2 separate regions of the Homo sapiens genome follow, and region 1 is linked to region 2. Evidence: chromatin contacts called from ENCODE Hi-C or POLR2A ChIA-PET data. All regions are on one chromosome and are shown on one strand. The core of a region is the stretch at or near the end of the contact, and the rest is flanking DNA. Distances in the headings are between cores, read along the strand shown.

The links. A loop is a pair of places that touch in the nucleus more often than their neighbours do. ChIA-PET counts read pairs that join two places held with the same protein, here RNA polymerase II (POLR2A).
Region 1: a loop to region 2 is called in a map of posterior vena cava, with 14 times the contacts of the local background. The contact joins two enhancer-like sites. A Hi-C loop is called at or near these places in 1 of 168 maps with a recorded cell type or tissue (posterior vena cava). POLR2A ChIA-PET finds 5 or more read pairs at or near these places in 1 of 52 experiments (A673).

Annotation. Positions count from the first base shown.
Region 1 is chr4:78,734,236-78,738,140 of GRCh38, forward strand. LOC101928893 (a long non-coding RNA gene) reads left to right here. Exons shown (of 3, transcript NR_188357.1): 2 at 3,504-3,678. Among named protein-coding and RNA genes, the nearest start is that of BMP2K-DT, 40 kb to the right of the region's middle. RefSeq lists a silencer at 1,731-1,790 and an enhancer at 3,308-3,427. Within about 2 kb of position 1,684, at least 2 of the 41 ENCODE cell types and tissues checked have a DNase peak (open chromatin) inside an H3K27ac peak, as active enhancers do.
Region 2 is chr4:78,118,910-78,122,821 of GRCh38, forward strand. All of the region lies in intron 2 of FRAS1 (Fraser extracellular matrix complex subunit 1), which reads left to right. Among named protein-coding and RNA genes, the nearest start is that of FRAS1, 64 kb to the left of the region's middle. Within about 2 kb of position 2,567, at least 5 of the 41 ENCODE cell types and tissues checked have a DNase peak (open chromatin) inside an H3K27ac peak, as active enhancers do.

The DNA.
Region 1 (3,905 bases), core at 434-2,933, 610 kb after region 2:
GAGCACATATTACACAGAATAATATAGATATCTCTAAATATAAAGATATGAAGACATAAAATCTATATCCTTAAATTTTCCACCTAATCTTAGAATTCCTGTGTCCTTCTTGATTTGTATTGTCCTTTATACTTCAGTTGCTTGAAGCAACTGCATCGTCTTCTAAGGTTAAAAGAGGTAATTTGCCTTCATCTACTCTCTACTCCTTTGGTCACTGGACACTAGTTTTCTTGTTCCATACATTCTTTTCCCTTTCTGATTAAACCATCTAATTTGGCTTCCTTCAAAGAGGTTGTTGCCCTTTATTCCAGTAAGTCATTCCTATTCTGACTTGGAAAAAGCTTTCCCTATTTTTCTAGGCCCCCAGGATACTTTTGCTGTGGTGACAGCCTACGAATGGTCTCCCAGGCATTTATAGAATGTTCCCTTCATTTTTCACATCATAGCCTGCAAATTTATAAAGAAAGCATTATGTCCTCTCAAATATTTTTTTCTCCAGGCAAAATATTCTCATTTTCTTCAACTGTGTGTCACACAGCATGGTTTCGATTCCCTATTTTGGCCACTCCCCTCGAAATGGACCCCAGTTTGTCTATAAATCTCCTAAAGATTGACACCAAAAGGGGAATACAGTTCTCTGGGTGATCTGATCATTGTGGACTAGAAAAGAGTAGTGTCCTACTTGTTATAACAATGGCATACTCTTACCACAGTGGTAAGAGTGGCCAGTATGCTCTCACCAGATATGTACACTGGGGATTATCTTGGTCTGTTAGGGCTGCTGTAGCAAAATACCATAAGTTGAGTGGCTTATACATAAAAGAAATTTATTTCTTACAGTTCTGGAGACTGGGAAGTCCAAAATTAAGGCATAATTCAGTGTCTGGTTAGGGTCCACTTTCTTACAGATGGCACCTTCTTGTGTTCTCACTTAGCGAAAGGAGTTACCAAGCTCCCAAGGGCCTCTTTTATAAGGGCACCAATCTCATTCCTGAGGGCTCCACCCTCATGACCTAATCACTTCCCAAATGCCTTAACTCCTAATACCATCACTTTGGGAATTAAGATTTCAACATACAAATTTTGGAGGGAGTGGACACAAATATAGCAGTGATCATGTCACAGGGTATACTCATATTGGGCTTACTGTGATTTAAAACATGCAAATCACTTTCATCTATGCCATCAGCAAAACAAATTTATTTCAACATACAAACATCTCAAATCACTTGCACACAATTATATTGGAATTATAATAATGATCAATTATTATATAATTATCATTATTACAATTAGAATTATATTTATATTATAATTATATTAATATTTATGTATTAATATTTACAATTATTATTATAGTTCCAATTTAAAAAGTCTCCATGTTTCCTACAATGGACATCCCTTCACAAGCAAATACCCTCCCTTCTTTACCTTCTATTCACCCCTCAACCCAGGTGACACAAGCCTTCTGATCTGAGTAATATGAAGTTACTCTTGCAAATAATGTAATAAGAAAAATGCAATAGTCTCTTTTCAGGCTGAGTCTTGACTTTTATAATGAATTTGACTTTGATAGCTATTTCTTCTTCTAGGGTTTCAGACACTATTGGTTCCAACCTCACATCACTTCTCAAAAGCTTCCCTTCTCATTCTAAGCAGTTTCACTTTGAGCTCTCACTTAAATCTGTCTCCATCATTACCCTGTTTGAAATGCTTCAGTGTTTCTTGAGAGCAGTGGTTCTCAACCCAGTTACATATTGCAATAATCTGGGGAGCTTTTAAAAAATATCTAAGCCCAGACCCCATCCCAGACTAATTGAATCAGAAGTAATAGAGATTGGCCTGAATCTTTAAAACACCAGAGGTAGCCCTTATGTTTTTGTCCAGTCTTATCTCTCATCCTTTACCCACTGATGTAGCTATATTAAATGGAGGCCCTCAACACTCACTGTTTTGTCTAGATTATATACCGTCAGTTAAAGTGTCACATCCTCTGTGAAGCCCTAGACTTACATCTCCAATCTCATTCTATTTTTTAATTTTTTTTTAGAGACAGGGTCTCACTATGTTGCCCAAGTTGGTCTGAAACTCCTGGGCTCAGGTGATTCTCTGCCTCACCCTCCCAAAGTGCTAGAATTACAGGTGTGAGCTACTGCACCCAGCCACTCACCCTATTTTCATCTTTTTTTCTTTACTGCGTAATTCCTTTGATTTGATAGGGAGATGGGGTTTAGGTTAACTCAAGCTGGTAGGGCTGCAGGTACACCCAAATCAACGGCCAAGCAGAGTAGGGTGGGTGGTGTGTAGGGTTTGTGGAGGGGGGTGAGCACTTTCAAACCTTTCAAAATCTTCACATCCATGCACACACATGCATATTAATACACATACACCGCCTGTGAACAAAAGCTGGCTCCTCTTTAAACACTTTAAATTGTGAAAAAGGGGAAAAGCACATTAGGGAAAGAGATAAAGGCTGTAGCAAGATTGCTTTGTAATTAAAGAATCAAGAGAAGGAAGAATGGAGTAAGCTGGGCATGGGGTAGCTGATGCCTGTAGTCTTGACTACTCTGGAGGCTTAGGCAGGAGGATCATTTGACCCCACGAGTTTGAGGCTACAGTGCACTAGGATGGTGCCTGGAAAGAGCTGCTGCATTCCAGCCAGTGCAACATGGTGAGACTCCTTATCAAAAAAAAAAAAAAAGAATGGAGTAGATGGGGGCTAATATAATAATGACAGAAAAGAGTTTGCCTTTTAGCAAGCGGCCTAGGATGACTGGGATGAGAGAGTTGGGGCAAACATGGGGGAGAACTCATGGGCTTTACCTATCTGGTGGGCCGAGAGGCCTGTGGTCTGACCAGCTGTCTGCAGCTTCTCATAACCAGTTTGATTCTGAACTAGAATGTTAAGGTTATTGGTCTGTTATTTGTGGTCAACTTCTTTGCAGTTTTGAATATTTCTTGCTTTTCTGATTGTTTCAAAGGTTGCTATCTTGTGATTTCATTTGCAAATTGTCTTAGTATCTGGAAATAGAGCATAATATTGGTTGCCTACCCAACACCCATTTCCTCTTTACCCCACAAATAACTCCTCTCCCACACAGCCATGTGCTTAAAAAAAACCTGATTCCACTGCATCTCCTGATCATGATGAATCTTAAGTTGAGAGCAATCTGTGCATTACAACTGTTACAGGTTTGGGATATGCACATAACCCAAGCAGGCCAAATCAGCCTGGTTAGGGAATAGGTTTCTCTTCTTTGTTTTTTGTTTGTTTGTTTGTTTCTTTTTGTTTTTGTGTTTTAACTGTTTCTGAAGCATTTATTTTATTTTACTGAGACAAGGCCTCACTCTGTCACCTAGGCTGGAGTGCAGTGATGCCATCATAGCTCACTGCTGCCTTGAATTCCTGGGCTCAAGTGATCCTCCCACCTTAGTTTTTTGAGTAGATATGACTACAGGCACGCACCACCACACTTGGCTAATTTTTTTTTCTTCTTTTTTAGTAGAGACAAGGTGTCACTATGTTGTCTTAACATTGTCTAGGCTGGTCTTGAACTCCTAAGCTCAAGCAATTATTTCGCCCCAGTCTCCCAAAGTGCTGGATTACAGCTGTGAGCCACTGTACCTGGCCTCTCTTCTTCTGGACATAAAAATGAATACATGAAGCTGGATGCAGTAGTATGTACTTGTGATTTCAGCTATTTGGGAGGCCGATGTGGGAGGACTGCTCGAGCTCATTGGTTTGAGAGCAGCCTGGGTAACGTGGCAAGTAGAAAGAAAAGAAAAAAAGAGGAGAGGGGAGGGGAGTGAAGAGGAGGGGAGGGGAGGAGAGGGAAGGGAACAGAAGGGAAGGGAAGGGAAGGGAAAGGAGGGGAGGGAAGGGAAGGGAAGGGAAATTTGTAGAG
Region 2 (3,912 bases), core at 1,317-3,816:
TCACGCTGGGAGCTGTAGACTGGAGCTGTTCCTATTCAGCCATCTTGGCTCCACCACCTTATTTATTTTTTATATTGTGTATGTAACTCTTTTATAGAATATGTGAGTTGCAAATATTTTCTCCCAGTATAAACATTATCTTATCATGTTCTTTTAAAAAAATAATTGTATATATTCATGAGGTACGTAAGGATGTTTTAATACATATAATGTGTAGTGATCAGATCATGGCAATTAGAATATCCATCATCTTAAACATTTATCACTTCTTTGGGTTGGGAACATTGAATATCCTCATTCTTCTAGCTATTTGAATTATATATTATTGCTAACTGTAGTCATCCTACAGTGATAGAGCATGCTAGAGCTTCCTCCTCCCATCTAGCTGTAATTTTGTATCCTTTAACAAATCTCTCCCTATCCCTTCCTTCCCTTACCCTTCCCAAGCCCTAGTATTCTTTATCCTACTTTTGACTTCTATGAGATAAACTTTATTCCCCCTACATATGAGTGAGAATATGAGGTGTTTCACTTTCTGTTCCTGGCTTATTTCATTTAACATAGTGTCCTCTAGTTCCATCTATTTTTCTGTGAATGACAGGATTTCATTCTTTTTATGGCTGAATATTAATAGTATTCCATGGTCTATAGATATCACATTTTCTTTATCCATTCAGCTGTTGTTGGACACTTAGGTTGATTCCATAGCTTGGCTATTGTGAATAGTGCTGCAAAAAACAGGGGTAATAGTTCCTAATCCTGACTTTACCTTATAGTTTATTAGGGAATTTATCAAAAACTCTGCCACGTAACACAGTTCTGAGGATGCTAATTCAGCGAGATGAGGGAGGATCCTGAGTTTTACTTTTAACAAGTGTCCCAGGTGATTCTGATACTGGTCCATGGACCAGTGTATGGGAAACTCCACTTTGGAGAACATTACTAAACAAGCAAAACCTCTTGACTCACAGCTGGTGTAATTGGGTGGTTCAGATTGTGCCTTCTAGAAACCACTAATGTTACTACATGGAGGCAAGGGGAACTCCTCCTCTCCTGTTTTTCCCTGCTTGTCTACTGAAGTGAAACAGAATTGTAAAATATGTCTCTTTGTTTGCTCCTTGTTCTTTTGTCTTAATCAGATCTATGGGGAGAATTTTTTAAAGTTATGAATGGATGTTTATCATATTGTTCTGAAAACAGTGTTTATTTTGGAATTGGCAGCATGTTTGGTTTCTTTAAAATGCACACTGATTTCTTCTGACCAACATATGTGCCAAGTATCTTGAATTTAAACAAATAGTTTTCCCTATAAATAACAAAACAACAACAACAAACCTTGTTTATGTGAGTTCAAATAAAGTAACTCCTCCAGAATCGTGGCAGCAGGGCAAGAATCATCCTCACCTGTGCCAGCTTATGGGCTTATTCCATATATGGGCTTATCTCTGAGGTTTAACTTAGAGTTGTCCAAGAAATAGCATGTATTCTAAATACGGCTTATTTCTGAGATTATCAAAATACCTTTCATATTTCTCTTGGCTCTAGCAAATCTCTGTCAGCTCTCTATACAGGCATGACAGTCCAGGAATAAGAAGTTGTAAGGAGGAGAAGCCCCTCTTAGCTCTGACTTGTTCTCCATTGGCGTCTAGACCAGCCAGGCTCTGGGGAAAAAGGGGCCTGTGTGCAAAACCACAGCCCAGGCCAGTCTTGTTCAAGAGGAGGCCATTTGTTAGTGTGGCTGTCCACAGTAAGGTCAGGATTATTTCAATGAAGGATTAAGCACACTCTTGTGGGTAGCAGACTTTAGGGGTCTATCCCATAATGATTCACTGCCCGTGAATCATAGAGTCTTAGGACACTTAAGCCCAATTCCTAGGCTTTCTCTCCCACAGTCTCAACTGAATTAAAATCTTGCTACAAGATTTTAAGTTTGAAACCTAGGTTTGGACCAAATCTGGAGTAGTGATACAGGTGGGGGGGATGGAGTTACAGTAGTTCTGGCATTGGCTTGATGGCTTTGCTACTTCGTGGGAAATTGAAATGTAGCTTCTTAACCCCAACACAAATCAAGGAAGAGATCAAGGCAGAGAGCCAGAGATCTTTAGGTAGAATGGTCCTTTGATACTTTAGCACTTTACCTCTCTGGGCTACCAGGTCTCTCTGAGAATGCAGTGACAGTTCAGAAACCTCTCAGCCAGTCTTACTATCAAATTGGCCTTCTCAGGAACCTGAGTATTCCAGCGGTAAGCCTGATATGACCTTTCTCCTTGAAGCAATAAGCCGTGTATGTACATTTTCCTATCATTTTAAGGATAGGAAGAGGTCTGATTAAGATTCCTGCTCAATAGCATAGGCTAAAGTAAAACAAGTTTCTTTGAACTATTTGGTCTGGTGCCTGACTGATGGTAGATATTTAATCTTTTCTGGGGTTTAAATTTCTTAAAACAAGCCCCCCACATACTGAGAGTATTCATTGGCACTAAGAGGGGCCTCTGTAACCCAGTGAGAACCCTGATTAGGGTGAGGGGTGTTGGCACAGTGCTGGGCTGCATTCCTTCCTTTGATGAGTCCACAGAGCCCTAGTCAACAAGTAATGTAATCAAGCACACTCTGTCTATGTGCCTCTTGGCACGCCCTGGGAAAGCACTTAATATAGTGCAGGAATTAGCCAGCCTTGCCTGGGAGCCAGCCTTGCCTACTATGTAGGCAAGGGATGTTTTATCTGACTCTTTGCTACTCTTCAGATGTATTATATAAACAAAGACTTCTTTGGTTACGCTTGAGCTCTATTTTAGACTGGACCGTGTGTGTTTTACAGTAGAACAGCTATGTTGTACCTATTTAAAGCAGTGCAGAAGACTTGGCTGTTTCTTTTTGTCTCATAGCACGTAAGGCAAATTTCACACAGAATAGTCATCAATTGGCAGTTGGAATAGGAATAGCTCTTGGATGGTAAATCTTGGGATGCCCAAAGGTAAAGACATTGACATGGCCAGGATACATGTTTGTTTTAGACGACAATCAAGACTCTAGATCCTTAAGGGACAAGAACTGTATCTGTTTATGGCAACTTTTTTTTGTATTATACTTTAAGTTCTGGGTTACATGTGCAGAACATGCAGTTTTGTTACATAGGTATACACGTGCCATGGTGGTTTGCTGCACCCGTCAACCAGTCACCTGCATTAGGTATTTCTCCTAATGTTATCTATCCCCTAGCCCCCCATCCCCCACAGGCCCCAGTGTGTGATGTTCCCTTCCCTGTGTCCATGTGTTCTTATTGTTCAATTCCCACTTATGAGTGAGAACATTTGGTGTTTGGTTTTCTGATCTTGTAATAGTTTGCTAAGAATGATGGTTTCCAGCTTCATCCATGTCCCTGCAAAGGACATTAACTCATCCTTTTTTATGGCTGCATAGTATTCTATGGTGTATATGTGCCACATTTTCTCAATCTAGTCTATCACTGATGGACATTTGGATTGGTTCCACATCTTTGCTGTTGTGAATAGTGCTGCAATAAACATACCTGTGCATGTGTCTTTATCATAGACTGATTTGTAATCCTTTGGGTATATGCCCCATAATGGGATTGCTGGGTCAAATGGTATTTCTAGTTCTAGATCCTTGAGGAATTGCCACATTGTCTTCCACAATGGTTGAACTAATTTACACTCCCACCAAGAGTGTAAAAGCATTTCTATTTTTCCACAACCTCTCCAGCATCTGTTGTTTCCTGACTTTTTAATGATCGCCATTCTAACTGGTGTGAGATGGTATCTCATTGTGGTTTTGATTTGCATTTTTCTAATGACCAGTGATGATGAGCCTTTTTTCATATGTCTGTTGGCTGCATAAATATCTTCTTTTGAGAAGTGTCTGTTCATATCCTTTGCCCATTTTTGATGGAGT